3 separate regions of the Homo sapiens genome follow, and regions 1 and 2 are each linked to region 3. A link is a loop called in an ENCODE intact Hi-C map of the cell type or tissue named here. Cell type or tissue: heart left ventricle. All regions are shown on one strand. Region 1 overlaps NIBAN1 (niban apoptosis regulator 1). Region 2 overlaps NIBAN1 (niban apoptosis regulator 1). Region 3 holds the start of NIBAN1 (niban apoptosis regulator 1).

Region 1 (5,000 bases), 92 kb before region 3:
AAGTGAATATCTGATGAAGTTGCTCATTTACTTAAAATCCTAATGGCTTCCTATTGCTGTTATAATAGAGTCCAAGTTCCTAATATGCATCACAAAGCCCCTTATAGCATGGATCCTGCCCATCTTCCTCTCTCCTCTCTAAGCACCAGTCACACAAAATTCTTCCTGTTCCTTTAATGGTCCATACTCTATCTTACTTCCTGGCCCTCCCATATCCTATTCCTCCTCCAGGAACACTTTTTCTTCTTCCTGCACATTTACATGCCAAGAAATGATTATCCTGAGCTGGAAGAACAGACTTGCATCGATAATGATCATTATTCCATATCGCATGTGTTCAGCCCTCTGTATTGTCAGGAGCTTTAACTATAACCCATAACTACAATCGTATTTTGCAAACTAAAGTTCTGAAGAATAGGATTGCATTTTGGACAACAGGACTGTCTCAGAACATCTTGGCTTTATATAAGTCTCAGTTTGTGGCAGCAGACATTCAGAACCACAGCCTTCCCTGATCAGAGACAAGGGATTACAGTGTGACTCCAAAAGGGACAGAGGACAGCAGCTACTATTCTAGGATCATACTATACAGTTGGCTTGACATTTAGTCCAGTGAGGTGGAGTGGGATGTTTTACTAAGGATTAATCTTGTGGGATTTTCTTATGCCTGCCCAATGAAGAGGTGCCAAAACTAAATAAAAGCAAAACACCCATGAAAGTGCACATGTGAGCATGCACACACACACACACACACACACACAACCTTTATTCTCCTTAGGATACAAAATAATCTTTGAGGCTCCTAAAGGCTGCTCTCTCTTTTGAAGGAGGGAGAAACATAGAGCTCTCTACTGGCCCTTACCTACCTTAGGAGCTAGCCTTACTGTTGGAGAACAGGGCATAATCAGGCCCTTCATCAGGGTTAAATAGGAAACGCCCACCCTATAAGGAAAAGCAGGACAAGGGGGTTCTAGATTCAGAATGAATGAACATGAAAATGTAGCCAAATTCAGACCCAACACTTCTGGCGCAAGTGGGCTAGGTTGTGGTGGAATTTGAGTGCTAGGAGACATGTCCTGGAACCCCAAGCGAGATCAACATGCCTAGCATCAGCTGCTAGCGTTACAGGAAAGGGGTCCCGATCCAGATCCCAAGAGAGGGTTCTTGGATCTCGCGCAAGAAAGAATTCAGGGCGAGTGCACAGTGCAAAGGGAAAGCAAGTTTATTAAGGAATAAAAGAATGGCTGCTCCATAGACAGAGCAGCCCAGAGGGCTGCTGGTTGCCCATTTTTATGGTTATTTCTTGATGATATGCTAAACAAGGGGTGGATTATTTACGCCTCCCCTTTTTAGACCATGTAGGGTAACTTCCTGACGTTGCCATGGTATTTGTAAACTGTCATGGCACTGGTGGGAGTGTAGCAGTGAGGATGACCAGAGGTCACTCTCATTGCAATTTTAGTTTTGGTGGGTTTGGGCTGGCTCCTTTACTGCAACCTGTTTTATTAACAAGGTGTTTATGACCTGCATTTTGTGCTGACCTATCTCATCCTGTGACTTAGAATGCCTTAACCATCTGGGAATGCAGCCCAGTAAGTTTCAGCCTCATTTCCAGCTCCTGTTTAAGATGGAGTTGCTCTGGTTCACACGCCTCTGATACTAGAATGCCTAGGACCCGGTTCTCAACAGAGAAGCACGGTGGCCTGAGAGTCAATGAAACAATGGCCACAGCAGGCTGACAGCCCTTCCTCATCTGCATGCGGGTAGAGGATAGCAGGCTCCCAGCAGCCACCTCAGGGTTTCTGGCCCTTATCCCAGCCCTAATTTTAACTATATTTCTTAACTTTTTGGGTAATTATGGGAAAAAGTGGTTAAGTGGCAGCTTGTGAAAGCCTGTTTCTGGTTTACTCAAAATAATACAATGAGTAACAGGCAGAGACTAGAACAGAAAATGTGACACAATAAAGATGAGTGGTACATCATGCTGTCAAAAACAGAAAAAGAGGCGAGAAAAGAAAGGTCTGCTCCTTGGCCCATGATAGTCAAGGACTGTTCCCTACAATGTTATCACAGCTTCTGGTTCTGACTGGAGCTACTGGAAGTTATGCCAAATTAAGTCCACATAAAGCCTCAGCGAGGATAAAACAGTTTCTGGGCAGAGGAATGTGACACAGAACCAAGGAAATATGACTAGACCTCATTATCTTGGTGCCTTTGATAACATACTGGAGAGCAGAGTGGGGTTTTGAATGGGCTGAAATCTTCCATAAATGGAGTCTAAATGCAGGCTACATAACATCCAAAAACTCCTCAGAGAAAGTCCTATTATGTACATGAAAGGGGGAATGCAGTAAGTCCCATTTGGCTGGGCAGGGAGCATTCTGCACTCAGTGAAACTTCGCAGTTCCTGTGCTGAGTGCCAACTGCATGTTCCTACTAGACCGAGGCCCTAAACACAGACGGGCAAGTGTAGTGGAAAATGAGCTAAAGGGTGCAGTCAGTGCTGGGCAATTTTTTGTCTCTAGAACATCAAAAACACAAGGCAAGATTTTAATAAGGGTATCATTTTTTTAAAAAAGTTCCTAACTAGTTATGATCCAGTATGATGATGAATGTTACTCAGGGTTGCTGTGGCAAAACAGACTGACCTTATCTTTTTCCGTGAGTCCCCATCAATACACAGCTAAAACCAAGAGTTAGTTGAGATGCATCACTAGTGACTCTCACTCTGTGGGACTGACACTCTCAGGGAAACCTCTGAATTTTAAAATAAGTATACAGTGAAATTAACCATATTAGGAAATAAAGGCACAATGGGTGAGGTGACTCAGCTCAAATGTCACCTGCTCATACAGGACTCCCCTGGAGAGCTGAAAGTTCGGCACTCCTTTCTTCACTAGTTAGTAACCTCTCGTTGCTCTTTAACCCATTAACTGTGATAACTTTCAAATGATAATTGGTGGGTGTTTATCCATCCTCCCTGTTTGAATTTCAACTCCCAGAGACAGGAACTCTGTATGCTTCATTACTCTCTTCCTAACACCTACGTAGAGGCTGGCACAGAGTAAGCCCTCAGTACTCTTAGACTGGCTGCCTTTCCAAGTGCCAAGAACAAAGAGCGCAGTTATCTGTAACTGAAGACTTTGTGGAGTCCAGAAAAACCAGCATTCACCTCAGTATATCAAAAACATCACATATTGGAATGAGAAGTCTCTTTTACTATTGATGTCACATTGCTTAAGTCCATGCCTGGAGGCAAAGTGGCCTGAAGCAACACCACCCCAAGGGTGGTTCGCGAACCAGCAGCATCAGTGCCACTCGGCCGTGTGCTAGAAAAGCCAAGTCCAGGCCCCACGGTGTACCCAGTGAGTCAGAATATCTGGGGGTGAAGCCTAAGAATGTGTGTTTTAATTAAGTTCTCCTGGTGATTCTTATGAGCCCTAAAGTTTTAAGAAACACTGATCCAGAAACAAATACTAGATTACCACGGACCGTGCCACTCATCTTAACTGAGTAACTGTTATTCAGAAATAAAGGTGAAAATAAAAAGGAAATGTCAAAAAGACTAGCATTTGCCAGGGAAAACTGGCATGTTCTTGCTGGCATTTAGATTTTTTTAAATCAGGAAGAAGGAGAGTGAAGTATATGCAAAATGGTCTACATGAATAAACTCAGGACAGTCAGAATGTGACACCCCCCAACTTGCAGCCAGATAACTGCCCCATGTTCTGCTTCACCGGGGCCTCCCAGGCCTGCCTGAAAACCAGCAAGCAGGTGAGGCTCCTTGTGCACAGAACTCTCCCTTTACCTGTTTCCCTCTTCTTCCCTGGGCAGCACCATCTGTGGCTCTTTTTTTTTTTTTTTTTTTTTTTTTTGAGATGGAGTCTTGCACTGTCATCTGGGCTGGAGTGCAGTGGCGCGATCTCGGCTCACCACAGCCTCTGCCTCCCGGGTTCAAGTAATTCTCCTGCCTCAGCCTCCCAAGTAGCTGGGATTACAGGTGCCCACCACCACGTCCAGCTATATTTTTTTGTATTTTTAGTAGAGATGGGATTTCACCATATTGGTCAGGCTGGTCTCGAACTCCTGACCTTGTGATTTGCTGGCCTCAGCTTCCCAAAGTGCTGGGATTACAGGCATGAGCCACCGCACTTGGCTCATCTGTGGCTCTTTCTAAGAATCACTGCAATAGATGATGGACCAGAACAACTCAGCGAGGGCTGCCCCACTTCCCGCCCCGGGGATGAGAGGGGAGCCGCGCCATACCATGATTGAGATGCCTGACGCAGTCACTCAGGAGGGCACTAAACCTCTTCTGGTCAGCAGCCTCGTGGAAGCAGAAGTAGCCGTGTCTGAAGAAGGGCTGCCACAGGTACACTGGGAATTCCTTGGGCAGGACCACAAAGGGCTGAGTGTTCTCCTTCTCACTGGAGGCTAAAGAAATATTGAAAACACAAATACCTTTTAAAACATGTATCTTTTATTTCAAATGTGTGTTTCAGGTCGTGAGGGTGACTATCTGGGGCAGGCCATGGGATGGAAAGTTGGTGAGATATTTTCACAGGATAGGGAAACTGGGAGCACTGGCTCCTCTGGCATCCCTCCACCAGCTTCCCCTGTCCCACTGCGGTCTGCCTGGCCTCCTACCCAACATCACAGGGACAGTGAGGATACCAGGAACACAATTTTTTCTCTTTTTTGAGACAGAGTCTCGCTCTGTCACCCAGGCTGGAGTACAGTGGCACAATCTTTGCTCACTGCAACCTCCACCTCCCAGATTCAAATGATTCTCCTGCCTCAGCCTCCTGAGTAGCTGGGATTATAGGCGCATACCACCACCTCCAGCTAATTTTTGTCTTTTTAGTAGAGACAGGGTTTCACCTTGTTGGCCAGGCTCCTGACCTCAAGTGATCTGCCCGCCTCAGCCTCTCGAGTAGCTGGGATTACAGGCATAAGCCACCGCACCCGGCTAGTTTTTTTGTATTATTTGTAGAGACAGG
Region 2 (5,000 bases), 83 kb before region 3:
CAATATATTCCAAAAGCTTCAAGATACCTGGCTGACAGCACATTTTCCATGTGCTAGAAACACAGAGACTGACTGTGTATTATTGAATGGGATTAGAAATAATGGAAGTGGTAAAATGTTTTCCTCAACTAGAGAAATCACATCTTCCACTTGTCTATGGGACATGAGTGACTAGCCCAGGGTTTCTCAACCTTGGCACTACTGATACTTTGTACCAGATAACTCTTCCTTGTTAGGGTCTGTCCTGTGCATGGTAGGATGTTTTGTAGCATCCCTGGCCTCTATTCACTAAATGCCATAGCACCCCGATTCCAATTGTGACAAACAAAAATGTCTCCAGATGCTGCCAAATGTCCCTGGAGGGAAATCCCTCTCCTTCACAGAGAAACACTGCTCCAGCTAAACAAAGAAGCTTAGTCATTTTGCCTTGGAAAAGAATGATCAGCAACTCACCAAGAGGGTCTGGGAAATGCCTGTCAGACAACAGATTATATTCATCTTCTGAGGTTAACACCTTGCCACCGGCTGGAAGAATTCGACATTTAGGAGCAGCTCCTCTCTGATAGGCCTGGGGAGGGAAAGGCACACAGGAATGATATCTTTTTCCCCATTTGATTTTTGGAAAATATCAGGGATATAACAAATAGACAGATTCAGACATTCAGAGATAGCAATCCCCATACTATGTTATTGAGTTATAGTCATTTACTCAAAAAATATGTTTTGAATACCTGCTAATGGCAAGGTAATATTTTAATACTTTCATGTGACAGTCACAACATGGTAAATCAGAGTCCCTAATCTCAGGGAGATTTACCCTAGGTATGTTCTCGAATGTGGAAAACATAATCTCAGTAACCCTGAAAGTCTGCACCACATTTGCCATTTCAGATGCTAACAACTAAATCATTCTGATAATAACCACAAAGGTGACGATCACACAAATACTGCACAGAATGCTTGGTGACTGATGTGGGCCACATAGGATGACTAATGAGACTGTGGAACACGTAGCTGCAATGATAGTTACCATGGATTTTCATCAAAACATGAAAATGTTGGCATAAAATATGCCACTATTTTGCCCTCAGATGTGAAACTGTTTTGCAGCAAAATGGTTGAGATGGAAGTACAGCACTGTGACATCAGAACAAATGCTGGCCAGCAGACAAGAAGCTCTGCTATTTGAGACACAGAAAAGAGGCACAGGGCATTGCCAAAGCAGTTTGGTAAGCACCTATGCCCACAAGGACATGCAGATAAGATAACATTTAAGTATGTGCATCTGACGGGAGGGCTTAAGTCAAGGCAAAATTCTGAAACTAGTAATCTAAAGGCAAGTTGAGAATTGAAACTAAGAAAGTTTGAGACCCAAAATCTAGAATTTACTCTTGGAAATGACTAAATAATGTTGATCTGACCAACATAATCAGAGTAACGATAACACGTTCTGCAGCAATAAGATAGTGAAGAGATCCAAATGAAACAAACTCTCAGATATCTAAATTACTTGTAACAACGACTAATCAACTGCTTAAGCATGTGAGGGAACCAGAATATACCCACTAACACAGAATTCTGGCAGCCTGACCTATTCATCCTAAGAAAGACGATTGGAGGACTCTTCTGAATAAATGATTAACCCAGGAAGGAGGATCTATACATAATTGAGGGCTCCCCATGAAATAATACCTTACAGCTCTAAGAACTCCCACAGAGCTACATTATAGTGAAACAATAATGTTGAGAGAAGAATCTAAACTTGTATGATATTAAGAAGATTTACAAGCAATTTGATTTAGACTGGACTCAAAAGTGAATTGTATTACTAGTTATAACAGGCCCCAATATTGGCTTTTATAAGCATTATACCACTTAATCCTCAAAACAGTACTATGCATTACATGTTATCTCCATTTTTCAAATGGGAAACATGAAGCTCAAAGAGACTGAATAACTTGCCCATGGCCCAGCAGTGAGTAGGTGACACATCCAGGATTTATATTCATGCCTGTCCAGCCCCAGTGCACACAAAATAGAAACTGATTATCAAGTGAGAATGTTTTACTTTTCCTGTTTAATTGCCAGCCAGAATTGGACTCTAAATAAAATAATAGATGACTTACAGGTACTTAATGCATAATTCTTAGATATAATTTTATAAGATACTTCCATAAATTAAAAAAAGAAGATATTATTAAAACTTCAAGAAATTATGACAAACTGCGTGGACTTTAAAAGAATTCCAAGTTTCAAAAAACACTTGGTTATTACCAAATTAAGTCACCATATCTTAACAATTTGAACAGGTTCAGTTAAAAACGATGAACAAAGAAAAAGCAGTGCAATGTACAAACTGCAAGCTGAGAGAGCAAGCTGAAATAAGTGAAAAGAGGAAAAACACCAACATTTGATTCAAAATGAAACCTCAGTTAGTGTTAAATGCAGTGAAAAACTTTAATAAATCCAAGAACAAGATCTAGGGCTGTTTCTTCCCAATGGGTTAGTAGTAATCATACCAGCAACTGCTCCACACCCAGCTCTAGCTTTACCACAGGCCCAGCCATATGCTAAATGCTTCCGTACATTCATTCACTTACTCCTCTCAACACCATGGCAAAGAAATCACGCAGATCTCATTTTACAGATGAGAAAACTGAGGCTCAAGATTTATAGCTTAGGCAAGGGCGCCTATCTAGTAAGTGGTAAAGGTATGAGTCAAAGCCCATAGTATGAACCATATTATGCTACACTGTCCCTCCTCAAGCTCCTCTGAAAGGACGTTGTAATGAGTCATACAAAACATAAGGTGTCTTGTTATTATCATCACTATTTGTAGTGTATTGATACTTTGTTGCTGAGTACAAATTAAGTGTTGAATAAAATCCTAATATTGATAAGCAGAGAAAATATTAGCTTAATAAATGTTGAAAAGAGTAAGTCTACCCAAGAGAGCACTTGAGCTTTGCCTGGTAGCCTGTGAAATAAGTTTGTAGTATATTTTATTTCTATTTTCCATCAGAAATGGGAAGGAAACAGATTGGTCTGTCAGTCTGAAGCCTCTTCCTAGCATCAGGTGTAGTCCTCACAGTGCTCTGTGAAGACTATCTTGACTACTCTTTTTTTATTTTTTTTGAGATAGAGTCTCACTCTGTCACCCAGGCTGGAGTGCATTGGGGTGATCTCAGCTCACTGCAACCTCAACCTCCCGAGTTCAAGTGATTCTCCTGCCTCACCCTCTTGAGTATCTGAGACTACAGGCATGCACCAGCATGCCCAGCTAATTTTTGTATTTTTAGTAGAGATGAGGTTTCATCATGTTGGCCATGCTGGTCTCTAACTCCTGACCTCGGGTGATCCACCTGCCTTGGCCTCCCAAAGTGCTGGGATTACAGGCATGAGCTACTGCACCTCGCCATCTTGACTATTCTTGAGCTTAGAGGCCAGAGAGCAGAGTTTTAAATCTGTTACTGTCGTTCACTGATAAATAGTAGCTGTTCATTTCAAAGGGAGCTTGAGGGTCTATGCAGACTAAAAAATGTGTACAGTATGAGATCTGGGAGGATAGTGGGATCATTTGACCTAACTGTTTAGCTTAATTGAGGACTGAAGGCAAGAAGTCACTTGTCAACAGGTTCATTTCTAGTTAATGGCACAACTTGACCTAACCTTTAGTTTGCCAAATTCACTGCCTGCTATTCTTTCCCCTATACCACACTACCTTCCTACATAAGGAAAGAAATGGGAACCAATAAAAACTAAAGTCCTCCCAGGGGCTGAATGCTTTACACCCATTATCTCACTTTCTCCACATTTTACAGACAAGGAAAATAGTGAAATAACCAGAAAAAAGTTAAATGAAAAAAAAATACCTCCATGGAAATAAAGTATGTGAGGCATTCTGAATTCCTAGGAACCCAGGAAAACCCAGGCAGATTCAAATTTAATAGCAACCTATGAAATAACTCCTGAGCCACCTGTCATGCACAGGGCTTCAGAGTGGGAAGACAGAGACATAGAGCAGAGATGTCAGGATGGTGGCTGAGAAAGACCTCAAGGCTGAATGATCATAGGAAAGGCTCCCATGCCAAATACTGGTCCTTCTGTCTTCATACTCACTTGCAATCACTTGTTCAAAGTCTATCTTGCCACTAGACGGCAAGCATCTGTCTTATCAACTGCTGTATACCCAGAACCTTGTATAACACTTGGTATGCAGTAGGCATTCAATCAGTATCTGTTAGCTGAAATAGATACCTACATGAATGAGTGCTTATTGAATGAATCAGTCTCTATTTTTGTACCAGTACCATGCTGATTTTGTTAGTATAGCCTTGTAGGAAGGAGAGGGCACACCAATCAACCGAGCCAAACTTTTAAGAACAGTGTAAGAATCAGTAGTAACAAAGAAGTGTCTTACCTCTTTATTCTCATAGCTCTCCACAGCATAATCATTTTTAACTACAACGTATCTCTCCTTCCACTTCTTTATGTCTTCAGAAAATTGTGATAGCTCTGCTTCATACAAAATAGTTCCAGGCGCCAATGGTGGCTTAAAGAAGATGAATACAATTAACTATCACAACAAAAGATAACACACCTTGTTACCACAAAGTTATCCATGCTATTTCAAGGAATAGTTTAGGAAACTATCTTCCACTGAGATCCTGGGGAAACTGTTGCTTCCTCCTCTCCCCCCACAATTTCCCTTTCCTACTCCACTTGACCCAATGTAAATATTTGTCTTATTGGTATTTTTATGATTTTCATTTCCCTCTATTATGCTATAGGAACAGAAGCATATGGTAGAAGGAATTATAGTAATAAGGTTATTATGCCTTGCATGCATGTGGCACTCAATAAATGCTTGATAAACTCTATGGGAGAGAGGGAGTGAGGCAGGAAAGTGTAAGTGTGGATACCTACCTGGACACCCTGAACATGACTCAGGGTTAATCCCCGCAAAGCGGGAGAATTAACAGACCGTTCCCCTATCCATT
Region 3 (5,000 bases):
CTGGGCTTCAAAACCATCAGGAAATCACAGCCCTGTGACCCTCATTTGCTCATGCACTAACAATGTACAACACCATGCATTTTTCCAAGGTTCTTTTCTCTTTTGGCAAGACTAGCATTCTCACATGAAGTGATGAGTCTTTTTCCCTGGAGGTATTCTAACTTTAACTCTTCTCTTCCCTCTCCCACTACACATACCTTGCAAGTGCCCTCCTGAATATAGAATGAAGAGAGAAAGCTGAACAAGACTGGGAAATGTAATGACTGTCACACCATATGCTATAGGTTTACTCATTCAAACACTTGCATTACAAGTTCTTCATCTGCCCTAACTCCCTCGTACTTTTGTATATGTAATAATTTAATAGCTTTCAGAATAAAGAAATTAATAGCATTTTCTTATTATCTGAGTACAATGTTTGCATCAATAGCAACAAATGGCACGGCCAGGAAGTCTTCTTTAAGCATGTTAATCCTTCACATTGCTTAACTTCAAATGATTAGTGTACTTGGCCATGCGTCCACATTAGGTGCTCCTAAGCTTTCCAGTGAAATAAAGTCTTATATAAATGCCTTAAACACAACTTTGCTAACATTCAAATGCAAGCCCTTTCTCACTACGTTCTGTTGATTGCCCTTTCAGTCCCTATACACTGGTAACACAAGCATGTAGCCACATTTTTAAGACTAAGGCAGGCTTCATTTATTTCTTTTAAGCTTAGTTCAGCTCTTTTACTAATATAAATAAATCATCCGTCTTTTCCCCTTTAACAAACAAAAGCAAAGAGATACTTGACCAAGTGTTATCCCCTGACAGTACAGGTTGTTGAGGATCTTTTACCTCCAAAAGCACCAGAGCAGGAATCTGTAAAATCAGCTCCGTTGCTCTTCACGTACCCTGATTTGATATCTTTTTAAAACGGTCTTAAATGTTGTGGTGACTGAAAACAAATGTGGAATAAGAACACCAAATAAATGATTTCCTCTTAGGAAAGGATTCAAGGGCCAAATAAACCTAGAGTTTAATACATAGTCTGGAAGATATTTCTGAAGCCGAGGGTGGGGGATCTGGCGGCGGGGCGGGGGAAAGACAGTAAATTGGTAAGATAACCAAATGTTAGGTAGCGGTTGAAGGCAAGTTTGGGGTGGGGGGTGAGAAGAGGGGAGGCCAAATACGCCCAGGAAATAAAGGAGATAACGAGTCAGGACTTCCTGCAGTTTCAGTTCGGTTTGGGTTTTGTTTTGTTTGTTTTGCAGCCTCACGCTCTCTACTGAGTCCCCACATCTCTGAGGGTCTCCCTAAATGAGTTTCTCCCCATCTGTAACTTTCGGGCAGTTACAAAGCACGCCAGTGTTCCTCTTTTGCTTCGCCCCTCTCCGGGGCGGGAAGGGAACGGCATGACATTGTCCTTTTTGCCGCTGATGAAATCATCCTGCAAGTGCTAGGATGAAGTGCGAGCGAAGCTGCGGCCAACGCCGCGCTTTCCAAAGCCAGGCCAACATTACTAAGAGGGAAATTCTGCTTTAGCTGCCGGGAATCCCCAGGGGTATCTCTAGAAACGCGGGATATCCCCGCTGCTCTCTTGGCGGCCAGTTCAGAAACCGCTCAGAACTCAGTCCAGGGCAGGTACTGGAGGGCGAAGTGCGCCGGGCGGGGGCGGCACTGACCCCGAGGCGGCGGGAGCGGCGAAGGCGCCGGCGTCCCCACCCGCATCCTGCACCTGCCTCGCTCCCAAGCCCTCCCGGTCCCCGGTCCACACCCGCGCCGGAGCGCGCCGGCTGGGGCAGGAAACCCGACTCGCGCGGGCGGGCTGCGGTCGGGGATCCCCGCGCGCTACAGGGAGAGGGCCCGGGGCGCGCCCCTTGGGGCCCCGACCGCGGCAGCCAGCCTGGTGCACGGGTCAGGGTGCTCCCCAGGCCCCCGGGCGGGCGGGCGTACCTCGGATGTAAGCGCACTTGCCCTCGTCCAGCTGGCTGGAGGCTGAGCCGCCCATGACCGCGAGCTGCCTGTGCTGAGCGCGGAAACTGCCCGGTCCGCGCCCGCTGCTAGCTCCTGGAGGTTGATCCGACGGCGAACCCGGCTCTGAAATTAAGAGCAAACTTCCTTCGAGAGGCGAGAGACAGGAGGCAAGAGGCGTCGCCTTCTGGGGCGCCTCCTCCAGGTCCGCGCCTTCTGATGATCCGTGGGCCGGCCCGGGGGCTGTCTTCCCGCCCTCGCCTAGCTGGTGAGCTCCGACGGGCTGGCAACCGAGGAGGTCGGCCAGCTCCTCCTCCTCGCCCACGGTCACTTCTTGTTTTCATCCCTTTGGGGCATCCAAGAAACACCTTGGAGGAAGTGGACCATTTCTCAAGTGACTAAATCTCTGTGAGCTGGAACTTTCCCAGCTCACATCCTTCGAGGTGGAGCTCAAGATCACGTTGCCTTGTAAGTGTTGCTGTCCAAGAAGCAACAGTTCTTCCCAAGCATTACCTGGGAGCCTGTTAGAAATACAAAATCTCAGCGCTTTCGTCCACCACCCCTCTACACACACACAGACACACACACACTTAGAATCTGTGGGAGTGGAGCCCAGCAATCTGTGTTTGCACAAACCCTCCAGGGAATTCTGATGCCCGCTGAAGTTTGAGAACTAGAGGTAAACTATACCTTTCTGCAGGCGAGAACCTGGACCAAGGAGGGAGTGGGGAAATGAGGAAAAAAGGAAAGAGAAAAAAAAATGGAAAGACAGGGAAAAACTAAGGCTTGGTCCTGCAATATACTCCCAGCCCTGAAACTTCCTAAGACTTGATGAACGTCTGTCCTTACCCCTTTACTTTCCATTCCTCTCCTTAACTGGAAATCAATCATTAGAAAAGATATTTGTTCTTTTCCCACAACCACTATTTAGCTTGGCAGCCTCTCGGAACAAGACCCACTTGGGCAGAGGGGTCACCGCTGATTTCATCCTATTCTTAGTAGTCAGTTATTTTGCGACTCCTATTGACTTAACCTCAAGGTCAAATGGTCTGTATACACTAGAACCAGGCCTGAGGAGGACTTTGAAGGCTTTCCCACACACCCCCGCCTTCCCTATTAGCTAACTTGCACTTTAACACAATTATTTCATCACACTCACACCCAATCTCTCACACTCTACATTCCAATCTGTCAGTAAATCCTGTCAATTCAGCTTTTAAATATGTCCAATAGCCAACCAATTCTCATCCCCTCTACTGACATCCCATATCATTCCTCACCTTATTCATTACACTAGCTGCCTAACTGATCTACCTTCTTCAGAGAAAAGCCACGACGTCTATCAGGGCCTAGGTGGAGTTTCCTCTGTGATCTTCTCTACCACCACTCCTTGTTCTCTCTGTTCCAGCCCTACTAGCCTTTTTTTTTACTCTTTCTGAGACACATCAAGCTCAGGGCCTTTGCACTTGTTTTTCATTTCTGTAGGATGCTCTTCCTTCAGATATTCACATAGGTTACTCTCTCAGTCATTTCATTCAAGCCTCCACTTTAATGCTAGTAATTCAGAGAGGTTCTCCTTGACCCAGGAACACCAGCCATCACCTCTCTCTGCCACTTGCTCTTCATTATTTCTGTTTCATATCACTTAGTATCATCTAACACATATTTCTTTGTCTATCTTCCCCCACTGCGATGTAAACTCTATAAGATCAGGGATTTTCTTTGTTGTTATTGTTGTTTCTTGGGGCTTTTTCCCTCAAAATTTCTGTTTCCTTTTTTATTATTATTTTTCCTCTTATGGCAGGGATTTTTTTGTCTATTCTGTCCTCTGCTGTATTTCAAATGCCTAGAAGAGCACCTAGCATGTAGTAGGTGTCCAGTAGATAACCACTGAATAAGTGAATGAATGAAAAATAAAATGTAAAAATCTGTACTCAACAAAAACTGTGATCTCAAGCATTTCCAGATAACAACTCAATGATTTAAAATATTTAGTGTTGAACTCTTCTCTCAATACTCTAGTTGGCTCCTAGAATTAAGTGTATCTTCTTGGAGAAGTAATTTCTTTGACTATATAAATTGCTATAACTGTGCCTCAGAATACTGTTATTGTTATTGAAGAAAACTAGCTTGGATCTCCTGCCAGAAGTGTAGTTTTAGCTTGTCACCTCTACTTCAGGAATACTCTGAGAAAGGACTGATTATCCTCATCTACCCTTATCCACTCATTTGTAAATATTCACGGATGAAACAGAGTACAAAGATGGATTCACACAAACAAATGGAAAAACATTCAATGCTCATAGATAAGAAGAATCAATATTGTTAAAATGGTCATACTGCCCAGAGCAATGTACAGATTCAAAGCTCTTCCTATCAAACTACCAAAGACATGCCTCACAGAATTAGAAAAAAACTATTCTAAAATTCAGATGAAACTAAAAAAGAGCCTGAATAGCTAGTGCAATCCTAAGCAAAAAGAACAAAGCTGTTGGCATGGCATGATCTGACTTCAAACTATACTAGAAGGGTACAGTCACCAAAACAGCATAATGCTGGTACAAAAACAGTATACCAAAAATATTGGACAAAAACAGATACATAGACCAATGGAACAGAATAGAGAAATAAACCAGAAATAAAGGTGCACACCTACAACCATCTGATCTTCAACAAAGCTGACAAAAGCAATGGGGAAAGGACTCTCCCTATTCAATAAATGGTGCTGGAATAACTGGCTAGCCATATGCAGGTGATTGAAACTCGACCCCTTCTTTTTTCTTTTTTTTTAGACGGAGTCTTGCTCTGTCACCAGGCTGGAGTGCAGTGCCGCTACCTCGGCTCACTGCAACCTCTGCCTCTTGAGTTCAAGGGATTCTCCTGCCTCAGCCTCCTGAGTAGATGGGACTACAGGCGTGTGCCACCACACCCAGCTAATTTTGTATTTTTAATAGAGATGGGGTTTCACCATTTTGGCCAGGATGGTCTCGATCTCTTGACCTCATGATTCGCCCGCCTCGGCCTCTCAAAGTGCTGGGATTACA

What was found. A loop is a pair of places that touch in the nucleus more often than their neighbours do. Peaks named below come from ENCODE experiments on the same cell type or tissue, not always from the same donor. Only the 100,000 strongest peaks of a DNase experiment are listed, where the experiment ranks them.
Region 1: a loop joins it to region 3, with 4 times the contacts of the local background. A loop is called at or near these places in 38 of 110 quality-filtered maps.
Region 2: it touches region 3 in a loop (2.4-fold over the local background); 39 of 110 quality-filtered maps call a loop at or near these places.

Annotation. Positions count from the first base shown.
Region 1 is chr1:184,880,367-184,885,366 of GRCh38, forward strand. NIBAN1 (niban apoptosis regulator 1) reads right to left here. Exons shown (of 14, transcript NM_052966.4): 5 at 4,267-4,434. Among named protein-coding and RNA genes, the nearest start is that of NIBAN1, 92 kb to the right of the region's middle. In heart left ventricle, no CTCF peak of the experiment used is centred here; no DNase peak of the experiment used is centred here; H3K27ac peaks cover 3,012 bases.
Region 2 is chr1:184,889,655-184,894,654 of GRCh38, forward strand. It overlaps NIBAN1 (niban apoptosis regulator 1), which reads right to left. Exons shown (of 14, transcript NM_052966.4): 3 at 4,421-4,552; 4 at 454-568. Among named protein-coding and RNA genes, the nearest start is that of NIBAN1, 82 kb to the right of the region's middle. In heart left ventricle, no CTCF peak of the experiment used is centred here; no DNase peak of the experiment used is centred here; H3K4me3 peaks cover 612 bases; H3K27ac peaks cover 4,231 bases.
Region 3 is chr1:184,972,364-184,977,363 of GRCh38, forward strand. It overlaps NIBAN1 (niban apoptosis regulator 1), which reads right to left and starts at 2,145. Exons shown (of 14, transcript NM_052966.4): 1 at 1,939-2,145. The coding sequence starts at 1,993. RefSeq lists an enhancer at 1,330-1,499 and a silencer at 1,610-1,929. In heart left ventricle, no CTCF peak of the experiment used is centred here; DNase peaks (open chromatin) are centred at 1,428, 1,738 and 2,088; H3K4me3 peaks cover 2,786 bases; H3K27ac peaks cover 2,724 bases.